Regions from separate parts of the Homo sapiens genome. Here all the other regions are linked to region 2. A link is an interaction called in ENCODE POLR2A ChIA-PET data of the cell type or tissue named here. Cell type or tissue: OCI-LY7. All regions are shown on one strand. Region 1 has its middle 85 kb from the start of ATF7IP. Region 2 overlaps ATF7IP (activating transcription factor 7 interacting protein). Region 3 overlaps ERP27 (endoplasmic reticulum protein 27). Region 4 has its middle 91 kb from the start of ATF7IP.

Region 1 (4,000 bases), 100 kb after region 2:
GCCTTCTTGGGTTGGGTCAGAAAAATCCTTTTTCTTCTGCGACTAAAGACATTACTTTAGCATTAACTTAGGAATACTACCTGATACTTGACCAACATAAAAACAATGCTTTGTGTGATTTTACAGCAAAGTAAATTTAGTAATTCGAGACTGTAACTTTTTTTTTCTTTCCAACGTTTATTTTAAGTTCAAGGGGTGCATGTACAGGTTTGTTACATAGGTAAATTGTGTGTCACAGGGGTTTGGTGTACAGATGATTTTGTCACTCAGGTAATCAGCATAATAACTGATAGGCAGTTTTTCAGTCCTCACCCTCCTCCCACCCTCCGCCCTCAGGTAGGTCCTGGTGTCTGTTGTTCCCTTCTTTGTGTCCATGTGTACTCAATGTGTAGCTTCTACTAATACATGAGAACACACAGTATTTGGTTTTCTGTTCCTGAGTTAATTTGCTCAGGATAATGGCCTCTAGCTCCATCCATGTTGCTGCAAAGGACATGATTTTCTTCTTTTTTATGGCTGTGTAGTATTCCATGGTGTATATATACACATTTCCTTTATCCAGTCCACCATTGATGAGCATCTAGGTTCATTCTATGTCTTGGCTATTTTGAATAGTGCTGCAATGAACATACTCATGCATGTGTCAATACTGCAACTTGGCTGAGTGCATTGACTCACACCTGTAATTCCTATGCTTTGGGAAGCTGATCACCTGAGGTCAGGAGTTCAAGAACAGTCTGGCCAATATTGTGAAACCCCATCTCTACTAAAAATACAAAAATTAGTGGTAGTGGTGGCAGATGCCTGTAATCCCGGCTACTCGGGAGGCTGGGGCAAGAGAATCACTTGAAACTGGGAGGTGGAGGTTGCAGTGAGCCAAGATCATGCCATTGCACTACAGCCTGGGCGACAAGAGCAAGACTCCGTTTCAAAAAACAAAAACAAAAAAACCTCACAACTTAACTACCAGGAGAGTTGCAGATTGGATCGTGAAATAGGTGAAGCTTATGTTCTTCCCTTTCTAATGCTTTCATCCCTTTCATGTTTCCCTACTTTCCAGCTTCTTTATTTTCCAAGTCCTTCTCAGTTAGCTAATGTCTAGTAATTTTATTTTTATAATTTAAAAGTGGATTCTTAAACACCTGAGGGTGTAAAGGAAAGACTCCTGGTAGAATTGAAGCAAGGTGACCACCTATAGATATCTCTATCTGAATGCCTCATGCTGTGATATGCATCTGGTTTCTGCTTGGATGCTTAGTCACTGCCAAGTAATCTTCTACAATTGCTGTTGGCTCACTTACAGCTTGAATTATAGAAATGTTATTAAATTCTTGTTTTCCTTTCTTATCTTCCAAACAAAACATAGCAGGATCTGGCCAGGCGAGGTGGCTCACACCTGTGATCCCAGCACTTTGAGAGGCCCAGGCGGGTGGATCACGAGGTCAGGCATTCGAGACCAGCCTGGCCAACATGGCGAAACCCCATCTCTACTAAAACTAAAAAAATAAATAAATAAATAAAAATAAAAAAAATAAATTGCTGGGCGTGGTGGTGGGCGCCTGTAGTCCCAGCTACTCGGGAGGCTTAGGTAGGAGAATCGCTTGAACCTGGTGGGCGGAGGTTGCAGTGAGCTGAGATTGCGCCGCTTGCACTCCAGCCTGGGCGACAGAGCAAGACTCCATCTCAAAAAAAAAAAAAGAAGAAGAAAAAGAAATACGGCAGGATCTATGATCAGTTATTTATACCTTGACTGAAACTTTCGCTTTGTTCTGCCACTCTCAGCTTCAGTTGCCTTTGTCTTGTACTTGTGATAAACTTTCACCTAATAGACCTGGACACCTGGCCTGCCAACCCTCTTTCAGACTTGACTGAGTCAAATAATCCCAATTTATGTCAGATGAAAGCTGGGCACTGTAATCTCAAGGGAGTCCTCACGTACCCAGCCAAGGCAGGTGGATGCCGTAATCCTGAGATGGGCACTAAATGCTCACAATAGACCACTTTCAACCAGCTCTGGGCTTGAATAACTCATGAACCCAGGAAGGAGTAGCCAATGACATCACTCAGAGACCTTGCTTTCTTAATATGGGACAGATCTAGTTTACTGTATTTTGACTTCAAAGACTATCTCATTTTTTTTCTCCCCTAAGCCTCATTCCCAAGTCTACCTGAAGAGCTAAAATGAACTCTCTGTTTGGCAGTAAACACCTTTTCACTAAGCTCTCCATGTGTGCTCTCTAATAGTCTTATGTTTTTCTTCAACATCTTTGTGAAATAGAAGGCTTTATCTCTTTTCAAACAAATTTCTGGTGTCAAGGGACAGAGAGAAGAGTATTTGAGGAGTGGAGTAATGAGTAGGATAACCTTTCCATGGGCCATGAGATGTTACTTTCCTGACTCATGTCATCATAGCCAGTTGAGAATCACTAAATCTTCTTTTTTAGCATTAGCAAAGAACTGGTCAATTTTTTTTTTTTTTTTTTTTTTTGAGACAGAGTCTTGCACTTTCACCCGAGCTGGAGTGCAGTGGCATGATCTCGGCTCACTGCAACCGCCACCTCCCAGGTTCAAGCTCCTGCCTCAGCCTCCTGCGTAGCTGGGATTACAGGTGCCCGTCAAGACGCCCAGCTAATTTTTTGCGTTTTTAGTAGAAATGGGGTTTCACTATGTTGGCCAGGCTGCTCTTGAATGCCTGACCTCGTGATCCACCCACCTCAGCCCCCCAAAGTGCTGGGATTACAGGCGTGAGCCACCACGCCCAGCCAGAACTGGTCAAATTTTACGTGCTGTTCTTTGTGTTATTGATATGGTTTGGCTGTGTCCCCACCCAAATCTCATGATGAATTGTAGTTTCCATAATCCCCATGAGTCAGGAAGGGACCTGGTGGGAGGTAATTTAATCATGGTGGGGGTTTCCCCAATGCTTGTCTCACAAGATCTGATGGTTTTATAAGGGGCTTCACCCTTTGCTCGGCTCTCATTCTCCTTCCTGTGCCATGTGAAGAAGGACGTGTTTGCTTCCACTTTCTCCATAATTGTAAGTTTCCTGAGGCCTTCTCAGCCATGCTGAACTTTCAGTCAATTAAACCTCTTTCCTTTATAAATTACCCAGTCTCGGGTATGTCTTTATTAACAGCATGAATACAAATTAATACAGTTATTAAAGTCATATTAATACTTATTTGCTCCCTAAATAGAAAAATTAGCATATAGAATATACTTATTCACACTGCACAAATCCTCAGTGGTACAACAAATATACTATTGATCTGTGCTTGGCTTTTACTGGTTAGCATTCAAGAAATATGCTAATAATATAAATTTAAGAAAGTATGCCAGACATAAGACTTTTTTTTTTTTTTTTTTGAGGCGGAGTCTTGGTCTGTTGCCCAGGCTGGAGTGCAGTGGCGCCATCTCAGCTCACTGAAACCTCTGCCTTCTGTGTTCAAGTGGTTCTCCTGCCTCAGCCTCCAGAATAGCTGGGATTACAGGTGTGTGCCACCACGCCCAGCTAATTTTTTGTATTTTTAGTAGATACAGGGTTTCACCATGTTAGCCAGGATGGTCTCCATCTCCTGACCTCGTGATCCACCCAGCTCGGCCTCCCAAAGTGCTGGGATTACAGGTGTGAGCCACTGCACCCGGCCCATATATTTTATTCCTTAGAAGTCCATTCCAGGCCAGGTGTGGAGGCTCACTTCTACAATCCCAGCACTTTGGGAGGCTGAGGTGGGAGGACTGTTGGAGTCCAGGAGCTTGAGACCAACCTAGGCAACATAGTAAGACCCCGTCTCTACCAAAAAAAAAAAAAAATGTATATATATATATTAGCTACGTGTGGTGACACACGTCTATAGACCCAGCTACTCAGGAGGCTGAGGCAGGAGGATCATTTGAGCCAAGAGGTAGAGGCTGAAGTGAGCCATAATTATGCCACTGCACTCCAGCCTGGGTGACAGAGTGAGACCCTGTCTCAAATAAAATTCCATTCCAGTTTTCC
Region 2 (4,000 bases):
AAATTATGAGAATCTACTATGTCATATAAGACAGTCCTAAAGATTTTACAATGTAGTGACTAAAGTGAAACAAAAATGCTAAAGCTGTTGATGAAACTGAGATAAATACTGATCCCAGAATATATTTTAAGCCACTAAATAAATGGACACTGATTTAATTAGGAAAAACAATTATTTTGTTTAAAAAAAATGTAAATAACAAATATAAACACAAGGCTGAGACAAGTCAACAATTTTAAACTGTTAAGTCATGTACATATAGATCTTATATTCCATCTTCATGAACATCAAAAATCAACATAACGAAGACACATTCTAGAATAATTTTCAAACTGAATTCCACAGTGCCTTAAGAGGCCAAGGTTCTACAAATAAGTGAACTAGATCTGGATCTAATACAAGATTATAATTGTCATGTACGATCTCGTTTCCAAGTTTTGTTTATCTTAATAGCATAATTATTGTCATTTTATTAAATACACATGACATGTGAATAAGTTTACAATATAAAATAAGTACATAACAATAAAATATCACGTGTCCTTTTGTTTCTTAAGCCTTGCAGAATTAAGCAGAAACCATAAGTATCCCTTTTATATATTGGAATCCTCCCTAAGAGTTTAACATGCAAAAAGTTTCTGTTTTTAGAAAGCTGCTCTACTCAGAAAGTTTAGAACTTACTGTTCTATGTCATATAAGTCAGGGATATATTCTTAATACTCTACGGACAAAACCAGGAGTATATTATACCAGCTAAAAAATATTTTAACAGGTACTGCAATTTAAGTATTGCTGCTTAAAGTATGCCTTTTCTGCTATCTGAAATACTACGTGAATAAGAATTTCATTCTCCCATCTTTCTGGGTAACCACAGACTTACAGTATCTCAATAAACATTTCTACTCCAGAACGATGTTAAGAAAGCTTTTTAAACTTTTTGAAATTAAATTTACAAAATCATTGAGCTATATTTCTTTTAAATATACTACAGGTTTGAATTAAGACTAAAATGAAAATATAACTTAATTAACTGAGTACTTCAGCTCTGATGGTATTTGAATACATTAGATATATTTTTTAAAAAGAGGTATCCATGACTAGATGTGAATTTATTTCTAAATTCAAAATCTGAATCTGAATGCCAACTTAAGCAAAAAGTAATTTGAACAAAGAAGCAAAGCAGCATTAAAAATGTCAAAGAGTTGGATACTGGGAGGAGGCAGCATGATGAGAAAGAACTGCAACCCATAATGCCAAAAAAAAAGATTTTGGACAGTATTAAAAATTTTTTTTCATGATTTATATAATTACCCTTCTTTCCAAAAAGCTTCCACACAATACCTCACAAAACCGTAGAAAAATTGTAGTCTTTGTGCAAAACAAGGCTTACTTATGGATCCTTTAAAAAAAAAATCTATTCAGATAATATATTGTTTTAATTTCTACAAATAAATACCAAACACACTAAAATAGCCTACACAAAAGGAATATTACATTAATTAGGGCCAGAAATGCACTACTATGGTGATCAAATGTTCTGGCAATGACAGAACATAAAATGGTGAGAAATTACAGGAATTTAACCTTTGACCCCACCATGCTATGTACTGTTTCCATAATAAAGGCTTAAAGGTTCTACCAAACATTTCAACTTTTTAAAAACCAAGCTCTAAGTTCACCCCTCTAAGTAAACTCAGTTAAATTCCTTTTTAAAAAAGAAAAAAATGAGAATGTTTAAGATAAAAGAGTAATTGGTTCTTACCTCTGGTCCTGATGCATGTGACAAGTCTCCTCACTGACATACTTGCTGCCTAAGCAGCTACAAAGACTAGGTTAGCAGCCATTTTGAGACAGCTGCACAGTCTCAGTTGCACAAAAGTGTAATTAAGATGGCTGCAATGTGCACTCAAGAACTCACACAGTGAAAACTCAGCTATGTAACAAACAAAGCCCCTCCCACTTTGTCAGCCTGCAGGAAACTGAACATAGACAACAGCTAATGCATATACTGCAACAAACAATGCAGCTACACAGGACACAGAAAAAGAAAACAGAAGGCAGCAAGCCAGTTTTGTAACATAATGCCTGTGAATCCCGTCTTGCAATACAGACTTTGGGCACATCCAGATCCCAAACAACTTGAAATCCATGCCACATATTAGCAGTTACAGAGATGGAGCCAAATCACACAGAGCAAACATCAGGGAATTCGCTTGAAAGAAAGCCTCCATTTCAGTCCAGAAAAAAAAAAAAAAAGTTAAACCTTGCTCAAGGCCTTTTTTTTTTTTTTACCTTTTATAGTTTTATCATGAAAAGAATTTCAATTTTATAATTTCTAGAAAATTGTTTAAATCCTGAAAATGACTTGATTGATTAAGTTAATTTCAATTTATAGAAGGCTAAAGATTTTCTCCACAGAATCTAAAAGCCCCAAAGTGCTCAAATCTAGCAGAACAGTTAAAGCCTACAATTAAATTTTTGAACCTTGATAACAGAATCTCTAGAAGATGGCAAAAAGCTTATTGAGTAATTTACCATAGATATAAAAATAATTTCTTCTCTTCAGTAGTACAGATGGTCACAAACATTAACATCCCCAGGTGAGTGTTTAGTCCCAGGGCAAATTACATTTCATGCCCTGACAAAGACCTCCCAACTTTTTGATGTGAGTGAAAAGCAAATAAAAACAAAGAATTATAGGCACCCTGATGGAAAGAAGGGAATTTTAAAAAAGAGTAAAACTCAGTCTAATAGATATATTAGCAAGACAAATTTGAAAGAGCTCCAACAAATGTGGGTTGGCAGAAACATATCAATCAAAGAGAAGGGAAGGACAAAAGCACAGAGAGAACCTGTTCACATCAGCAATAGAATCCACATTTTCTTTCTCTCTTCCTCAGTCTACCTTCCTAAAATCTAGCTAACCTGTGTATCTTGTTCTATCTATCACTAAATATAGGTATTTACTAAAAAGTTTTAAGGGTATAGGGGAGTAATAGGGATATAGCTAAAAGGAGATTGGCCCTATGACTTGACAATGGTTCAAGCTGAGCAATGGGCACACAGAATTTATTATCTCATTCTATTTCAGTATATATTTGAAATTTTCCATAATAAAAGTTTTTTAAATTACTTATCTTTAAAAGGTCCTTATGTATTTTCCATGAGGCAAAATGAATAATGTATGTAACAACTTCAGTATATCAGAAAAAAAAAGTTAAACTTGATCCAAGCCATATTAATTCTTTAAAAATACAACTGTGATTCTCAAGCAAAGACTATTCATTAAAAGCAAGATTTAGGCCAAGCACAGTGCTTCACACCTATAATCCCAACACTCTGGGAGGCCAAGGCGGAAGGCTCTCTTGAAGCCAGGAGTTTGAGACCTGCGTGGCCAACAAAGCGAGATCTCTGTCTGTCTCTACAAAAAAAATTTTTAAAACATTAGCAGGTGTGGTAATATGAACCTGTAGTTCCAGCTACTCAAGAGGCTGATGCAGGAAGATCACTTGAGCCCAGAAGTTCAAGGCTACAGTGAACTTGAACCACTGCACTCCATCCAGCCTAGTCAACAGAGCCAGATCCTGTCTCAAAAAAAATTATAATTAAAAACAAAAGCAAGATTTGGTAAATTGAGAAAGGCTGGAACAGAATTGATATTACTGTAGCACTGGAATCTATGTTTAATTGGGGGGTGGGGAAAGATGGTACACATAGCCAAAATATTCAGAGCTGCCTAATGAACACTTTCTTACATTCTGGAAGCAAAGTGTTTTTAGGAAGTCTGATCCACAAAGATTTAAATTATGGAACACACTGTCAAATGGATGATATCTTCTTCAAGCCTCCCTTCTCTTGCCAAATACTTTTCCAATGTAAATCCTGACTACTTTTTTCTTAGTCTAAACATAGTCTACCAAGAGAAAGCTGCTGGCTACTAATAATACAGGTTGGACATCCCTAATCCGAAAATCCAGAATTCTCCAATAAGATTAAATAA
Region 3 (4,000 bases), 550 kb before region 2:
TCTGCACCTGCTAATCATATTCCTCCATCTAAGATACTATTTTATTAAGTGGCTATGCTCATTTGGTCTTACATTTTTGCCAGTTGTATCTTCTATCTTGAATCTATATTCTCCTCCACTCCTTCTACCTCATTCTGTATTTAGGCTCTTAGCCTAAGCATAAGCAATTTCATTAGCTTCTGAACAGATCTCCTTTTACTACTTTATATACAGTTTCTAAAATGGTATCACAATGATGTATTTAAGATAGAAATTTGGCCATAGCACTCTTCTCTTTAAAACTCTTCAACATTTCTCATTTCTTAAAAATCAAAAATGAGATATTTAATGTTACAAATAGGCTTTGCTGGCCTGCCCCACTGCCTGCTTCTCTAGTCCTTTTTCCATCCAGCTTCCACCCTGGGCTTTATCCTCTCAGTAGCCAACTATACACATAATGATCATCCAATTCCATGATTTTGCCTAGACTATTCCTTCTGTCTAGAATGCCACCACCCGCCAAGGGTCCCCTTTCACCTAGCCTCACCCAGATGACTCCTTCTCATACTCCAGTGAATCAGTTCAGGAATGTTACCCTTCAGGAAATATCTCTGGAATCTCCAAATGGGCCTAAGCATTCCTCTATATGTAACTCCTTATCTCTATTTTCATATACCATTTTATAATTCATATCATATATTTACGTATCTGTCTCCTCTATTACCCTCTTAGGCCATGACCTATTCAAGGCTGGAAACGATGACTTATTCATCTTTGTATTCAAAGGGCTATAATACACCTCTGGCACCTTAAAGGCACTCGGAGGGTGCTTGGGGAACTAAACTCACCTCCAAAAGCATGTCTGAAGTTGTGTGAGCTCCCTTCAGCAACCCCTTTCCCACCTGCACAGTGGTTGCTGGTTTGCATTCTCACCAGTGTGAAATAAGATTAAATCAAATTCTTCTGTGAAAAGCTTTGATGAGGAATATATGGAAGGTTAGGCAAATGCCTTTCGTGTTGCCATTGAACCACTGGTAGAAATCCTTCAATACAAAAATTCTAATAAGCTACACTCCACACCTACTTCTTTCTCAGTTTTTCGTTTGTCGGTCTTATAAGGCCTGATTTAAAAGGCTTAGTACCACCAAGATACGCACATGGGGAAGAAAAACAAGTGCCGTTGCTTCCAACATCTCTACAGGTTTAACATCCTCTAACAGGAGCACTGGCGTTGCTTACAATTTATTCCTCATAAAGCTTCACTGATGACTTCTCAGTTTTTCAGTCTTCTTTAACATCTGTTTTTTGTTTACCGCTAGTGACGGACCTAGTCTAAATGAACTCTTGGGACCTCTGTGGGCAAGATTATTTATGTGCCATACCAGAAAACAAACAAAATGGTTCCTGCCCTACTTCACTGGCAGAGCTGGAAGAAGCTCAACTTTTGTCATGCCAGCTTTCAGATAAATATTTTTTTCACAGTTTACACTTTCAAAACTTTAGTACATATTTTAATAGGACCATTATTCAAGAGTTTGGAGCACTTTTTTTTTTTTTTTTTTGAAAAGGGAACATCAACCAAGACTATCCTATTTTACACTGGGAAACGTGAACCTATTGAAAATTTTCTGGATCCAGTTTGTTCGGTTTGCTTGTTTGTTTTCAGAGCCTAATCTATGATAGGCACTATTACAATATTTGACCATTTAATTCACACAAGAATCTGATGAAGTAATTTTTATTATTCCTGCATTTTTAATAAAGAAATTTCCATGAGAGAATGGTTTAGTTGCCCAAAATCTCACAACTGTGAAGTAACAGATGTCTGATTCGTACCCAGCATTGCTGTCTACAAATCATACCCTTTTTACTATATTATAGTGGCTTTCTTAAGCACTTGACCCTGAAGATAAACTTTGTTTTTACACTGAATTCTATCTAATGTCCCTCATTCTAAAGCCTACTTTTTTTCTTTCAACTATTTTCTCTTAATTTATTCCTCTAGCCTCCTAGCATTCCTTAATCAAACTGCAGAATTATTTATCAAGATTTAATCTAGACATTATATATTGTCTAAATTTACAAAATTTTCCATTTTAAGAACATATTTAGAAATAAGCTGAAATAATGATTAACTGAAAAAATAACAATAAATGGATATTACTCATGCTTGAAATGTTGGAGCAATAAAAGGCCAGCCAGTGCTGTATTTATGCAACATAATATTCTCCAAAAATAGTGCAGGCCAACTATATAAATGTAATCAGGAAGAATTTAGGTAAAATTCATGAAACCATAAGTTGCATATAACAGTCTTGCTGTGTGAGGGCACAGCCTGTCTTTTGTGAGTGTAACAGCATATAAACTCTCAAATTTTTCAACAGGACTCTTATTGTTGCCCTAGCAGAGATGTAACTCCCAGGTTAAATAAACTATGAGCCTGTCCTAAAATGGAATTTGAAATATTATTTGAATGTTTACCCTGCTTTGGATTTTTTCAGTCACTACTATTTAAAGAAACATAATTAACCTAACTTTGACCTAATGGGATAGTAATGAAAACACAGTGCAGTCATCCTTTATTCCTTTTACAGTTATTTATTGGGTAACTATTATAAGAAATTTACCTCACCAGACAAAGAGAATCAGAAGAAACTCGTGCATGAGAATAAACTGATAAGAAATGCAAGAAGATATGTCAGATTATAAAACATTTTTTATTTTATTCTATTTTATTTTATTTCATTTTACTTTAAGTTCCAGGATACATGTGCATAACATGAAGGTTTGTTATATCGTGTACGTGTGCCATGGTGGTTTGCTGCACCTATCTACCCGTCACCTAGGTTTTAAGCCCCGCATGCATTAGCTATTTGTCCTGATGCTCTCCCTCCCCCAGCCCCCTATCCCCCTACAGGCCCTGGTGTGTGATGTTCCCCTACCTGTGTCCATGATGAAACTTTTTTTTAAAGTATATATTTATTAAATATATGATAAGCTGAACAGCTTTAAAAAAACAAACCGAGGACGTGAGGACCTTTGTTTAACAAATGATTTCTCAGTGCCACCAAAGACATTTAATACTATAACTGTGGCATAAACTAAGACAATTTTAATACATTTTATAAAAATCTGGGTTGTTAGAAAATTCCATGGGAATTCAAATGAATATAGCTGAAATACTAATGAACAGAAAATGAGTGATTGGTATGATGTAGTGTCTACAACAACAAAAAAAATCTACTTCAGATACTCTTGAGGAAACTCAAAATTATGTTTTAAGGTAGCAATATTTCCAGTTTACTATTTCTGTTTTTCTTCTGCTGCCTCTTTTCTCTGAAATAAAAATATGATATTTTAAGTAAAATTCTTTCCATAAAACTGAAAAAAGACATTTTAAAAGGTTTTTCCAACTCTTGGTTCCTGGGTTGGATTTTCTTTCCAGTGCATTATGCAAATAATTCCCTTTACAGAGGGAGATTTCCTGTTCAAATGTTGCTTCCAGAAACCCTAAACATGAATGTTCCAGAGTTTATTAGTTTAAGAAATAATGAAAGATCGGGCATGTTTTCTTAAAAGAAGTACAACAAACTGGAGAGACTGCAGGAGAGTGGCTTTTATTAAAGCTCTTTTGCTTCTTAGAGAATGTTATCACCACTTAACATCCTCTGCCTCCAATTTAGTGCATTCTTTAAGTCCAGAAACACCCAGAGTAACTGGCTTTTCTTGTTCTCCCTGTTCTGGGAAGTATGAAGGACTGCCCGGAAAAGAGTACAGGGAGGGGGGGATTCTTGATCCATGCACAGCGATGTGAGCTGAGGTGCAGGCACCAGACCTAGGAATTCCTAGAAAAATAGTCAGGAAGCATTTAGACACATCAAATGTTAAACGAGTCCTGATTATGATGATAATGATGATGATTTTGGTGGTTGCAATAGCAAAGCCTTAAGTATGAAGGAGACTTGCCAGCTGGAAATACAGGTCGGTAGCAGCATTAAGTATCTAGAGGAGCTGCAAATAT
Region 4 (4,000 bases), 110 kb after region 2:
AATTATATTGCCTGCAAAAATCTGTGACTATTATAGCCCTATAGCAATCCCCAAGCCTGCACAAAAATGAAGTGGATTTAATAAAGAGTGTATCTCCCGAAAAAGGGATGACTCAGCAAAGCCAGTCTCAGATGTGGCCATGGAGGAGGCTGATGAAGGAGGAACTTCTGAGAGAGCAGAGCTAAGGACCAGGAAGTGCATCAGTCTTCTATGGTTGCCATAACAAAATACCACAGATTGGAGGTCTAAACAACTCTTTATTTTTTCATGGTTCTGGAGGCTGGAAGTGCAAGATCAATATATCAGCAGGTTTAGTTTATCCTGAGGTCTCTCTCCTTGGCTTGCAGATGGTCACCTTCTTGTTGTGTCTTCACATGGCCGTTCCTCTCTGCATGTACGTCCCTAGGGTCTCTTCCTCTTCTTCTTAGGACACTAGCCATATGTGATTAGGACCCCAGCCTTATGACATCATTTAACCTTAACTGCCTTTTAAAAGGCTCTATCTCCCAACAAACAAACAAACAAAACAAAAACAGTCCCATTGGGGGATTGGGTTCTACCCCAAATTCACATGTGGTGAATTTGGGGTAGAACACAATCCAGTCCACAACAAGGATAGTAATTGAAAAAGCTCATCTCAGAGAGCAGAACCAAGGGCTGCCTGGTGAGCTAATCAAAGAACTCCCTTCTCAGGCCAGGGAGTTCTCTGCAATTAGTGCTCAGCAGGGTTTGATAACTCCTATGGACCAGTACCAGTGAGTGTTACATGTTTCCTGCTTTCCTCTTCTCCAGTTGAAATTTTAATTAAGGTTACTCTATTCCTGTTTCACCACTATACAGTATACTGAATATGACCAAAAAGGCAGGATAAATAACTTTGTTTATGAGTTTCTGGAGCATGAGCCACTACATCTAGATAAGATGGAGATGACTCCATATCACCCAGAGTTTCTCAACTTTGAGCTTAAAGCAGTAACTAGAGGACACTTTGGAGTTCTCTCTCCTAGAGAGGAGGGCTCTATATAAAAAGAAGGAGCTTATGGATGAGAGGACTGTGGCAAGGACTGCTACGTCTCCCTTGATAGGTTCTTTCTTCCTCTTTCAAGTTTTAGCTGAACATAACAATTCCTAAAATAAAGGCTACACTTTCCAGCATCCCTTGCAGCTCTGTGAGATTTCCAGGACATGTTGTTTAAAAGAATGTGTGAAGGCAGCCAGGCGCGGTGGCTCACGCCTGTAATCCCAGCACTTTGGGAGGCCAAGGGGGGCAGATCACGAGGTCAGGAGATCGAGACCATCCTGGCTAACACAGTGATACCCTATCTCTACTAAAAATACAAAAAATTAGCTGGGCGTGGTGGCAGGCGCCTGTAGTCCCAGCTACTCGGGAGGCTGAGGCAGGAGAATGGCGTGAACCCAGGAGGCGGAGCTTGCAGTGAGCGGAGATCGCGCCACTGCACTCCAGCCTGGGCAACAGAGCGAGACTCCATTTCAAAAAAAAAAAAAAGAATGTGTGAAGGCCCGGCATGGTGGCTCATGCCTGTAATCCCAGAACTTTGGGAGGCTGACGCGGGTGGATCACCTGAGGTCAGGAGTTTGAGACCACCCTGGCCAACATGGAGAAACCCCATCTCTACTAAAAATACAAAAATTAGCCAGGTGTTGTGGCTCGCACCTGTAATCCCAGCTACTCGGAAGGCTGAGGCAGGAAAATTGCTTGAATCTGGGAGGCGGAGGTTGCAGTGAGCCGAGATCATGCCATTGCATCCTAGCCTGGGAGACAAGCAAAACAACTCCGTCTCAAAAAAATAAAAAAAATAAAAAAAAAAAAATAAAGAATGTGTGAGCCCAACTTACTCTTTTCTTTTTCCTGCTGGTTGGAATGACGACATGATTTTTGGAGCTTCACTGGCCATTTAGACTATGGAGTAAAGCTGCTTGCTGTGGATAGTAGTGCAAAAAGATCTAAAGAGCTAGGTTCCTGTCACTGTAGAATGACTTCGTCTAGACTTGTATGGCATGAGACAGAAATAAACTATACTTTTAAAGCCAATATTATTTGGGGTATGCTGGATTGTTCTGTCGTCAACATGACTAATCTGGGCAGAATTTTTTCCGGAATCCCTTATATGGACCTAGGTTAGAGTTGATCTCACGAGGAGCTTGCTCATAATTTGCAAGGCAGAAGTGAAACGGTAGCCATGCCTCTCTGAAGATCTTCATTGTGCCGCATGGTGATAGACAGATGTCAAGGTGCCCAGTGGGTTCAGCTTGTCCACTTTCCTCTGTTCTACACCAGGCTGTTCTTCCCAAATGCTAGCCCTGCTGGTCAACAGCAGTTGCAGGCCCACCACCAGACACTTAGCATACACAGAGGTGTCTTAAGAGGGGCATGGTTTCCCACACAATGCTTAGTGAGCTCCCTTTTTGCAGTACCAATTTGGCTGATGAATGTCCTGGATTTCTCAGATTTCCTTGCAAGCTTCGACTTGTCTGCTCACCCCAGGGCTTTAGGGGACTGCTTAGTGACTATTTCTCCAGCTTCCCCTTCCGGATCTTTACTTTCTCAACTCCTCCCACAGTTGTGTAAGTACTAGTTCCTATAATAAATCCCTTGCCTAATAACACTCACAGTAGCTCTGTTCCTTCACTGAACCCTGACTGATATATTGGATTTTATGACATGTAGATCACCTTTATTCTAACAGAGTCACATACATTATCCTGCTAAATCTTCCTAAGAGCCATGGGAAGGTAGCACTGTTGTTATCTCTATTTTACAGACGTGGAAATGGGTTTAGAGAAGTTAAATAATATTCTCACTGTCATACAGCAAGTAAGTGGGGATGCCAAGTTTGTAACCCAATCTGCCTCCTGCCAGAGCCCGAGAGCTTAACCACAACACCTTAATACATATGTACTTCCTGTCCAGAAGTTCTACGCTAATTCATATTCCTTCTTGCTTTAGTGTTTTTGTGTTTAAAGTCAATCATGCTACCTAATCAGACAACCATAATGTACGAACAACAAACAATAAAGATTGCTAGTGTCAACAGGGTTTACTTAATAGCTTTGGAAAGCGTCAGTGTTACTGACCGTCTGTTTGTTTATTTCCACTTCAGCTCTCTAAAAGCAAAACCCTTGGCCAAGTAGAGCTCCACTTCAGGCAAGAACTAGGGTCCATTTGGGAGGCTTATTTAATATTTAAAAGCTGAGGAAAGATTAATACCACATCCTTGGCATATGCCTGCTAAAGCAGAGACTGTAGGCTCAGATGCCAACAATTAATTCTGAAGGAACAAAAGAACAGGTCAGAGCTTAATATTGGGGTGTAAATGAAAATGAAGTCAGGGCCGGGTGCGGTGGCTCACGCCTGTAATCCCAGCACTTTGGGAGGCTGAGGTGGGTGGATCACCTGAGGTCAGGAGTTTGAGACCAGCCTGGCCAACATGGTGAAACCCCGTCTCTACTAAAAATACAAAATTAGCCAGGAGTGATGGTGCATGCCTGTAATCCCAGCTACTCTGGAGGCTGAGGCAAGAGTATCGCTTAGAACCTGGGAGGCAGAGGTTGCCCTGAGCCGAGATTCGCCAGTAGCACTGGGCAACAAAGGGAGACTCTGTCTCAAAAAAAAAAAAAAAAAAGAAAGAAAAAAAGAAAAGAAAAGAAAATGAAGTCAGACCTAGGGAACATTTTCGGGATTTACTAAACATCTACCCACAGGGAAGGAAGAAAGAATGTCAGCGATATGGACAGTTGCTATCATACATTTTTGGATTCTCTTAGATCTCAGTACTTTATAGGGAATCAGAGTCCTCATTTTTTTGGCCAGTGTGGAAGATCCTGTCAGTACCATGCTCATATCCCTGCAATACTTACTGTTTCTATATGTGCAGACGGTATCCTACTGCTAGTACATGATGCTGCCCGAGGGCTTTTCCTCAGTTCAGGTGTAGAGAAAGTCCTCAGCGCTGTAGAGTTAACACTCCTGGAAGCAACT

The links. Peaks named below come from ENCODE experiments on the same cell type or tissue, not always from the same donor. Only the 100,000 strongest peaks of a DNase experiment are listed, where the experiment ranks them.
Region 1: POLR2A ChIA-PET joins it to region 2 with 11 read pairs; 6 of 35 experiments call an interaction of 5 or more read pairs at or near these places.
Region 3: POLR2A ChIA-PET joins it to region 2 with 14 read pairs; 2 of 35 experiments call an interaction of 5 or more read pairs at or near these places.
Region 4: POLR2A ChIA-PET joins it to region 2 with 10 read pairs; 11 of 35 experiments call an interaction of 5 or more read pairs at or near these places.

Annotation. Positions count from the first base shown.
Region 1 is chr12:14,278,977-14,282,976 of GRCh38, reverse strand. No RefSeq gene overlaps it. Among named protein-coding and RNA genes, the nearest start is that of ATF7IP, 85 kb to the left of the region's middle. RefSeq lists an enhancer at 1,956-2,065. In OCI-LY7, no CTCF peak of the experiment used is centred here; a DNase peak (open chromatin) is centred at 1,876; H3K4me3 peaks cover 1,212 bases; H3K27ac peaks cover 4,000 bases.
Region 2 is chr12:14,383,163-14,387,162 of GRCh38, reverse strand. All of the region lies in intron 1 of ATF7IP (activating transcription factor 7 interacting protein), which reads right to left. Among named protein-coding and RNA genes, the nearest start is that of ATF7IP, 19 kb to the right of the region's middle. In OCI-LY7, no CTCF peak of the experiment used is centred here; a DNase peak (open chromatin) is centred at 1,872; H3K4me3 peaks cover 3,043 bases; H3K27ac peaks cover 3,103 bases.
Region 3 is chr12:14,928,905-14,932,904 of GRCh38, reverse strand. All of the region lies in intron 3 of ERP27 (endoplasmic reticulum protein 27), which reads left to right. Among named protein-coding and RNA genes, the nearest start is that of ERP27, 7.6 kb to the left of the region's middle. In OCI-LY7, no CTCF peak of the experiment used is centred here; no DNase peak of the experiment used is centred here.
Region 4 is chr12:14,272,255-14,276,254 of GRCh38, reverse strand. No RefSeq gene overlaps it. Among named protein-coding and RNA genes, the nearest start is that of ATF7IP, 91 kb to the left of the region's middle. In OCI-LY7, no CTCF peak of the experiment used is centred here; DNase peaks (open chromatin) are centred at 149, 2,154, 2,514 and 2,882; H3K4me3 peaks cover 1,325 bases; H3K27ac peaks cover 1,932 bases.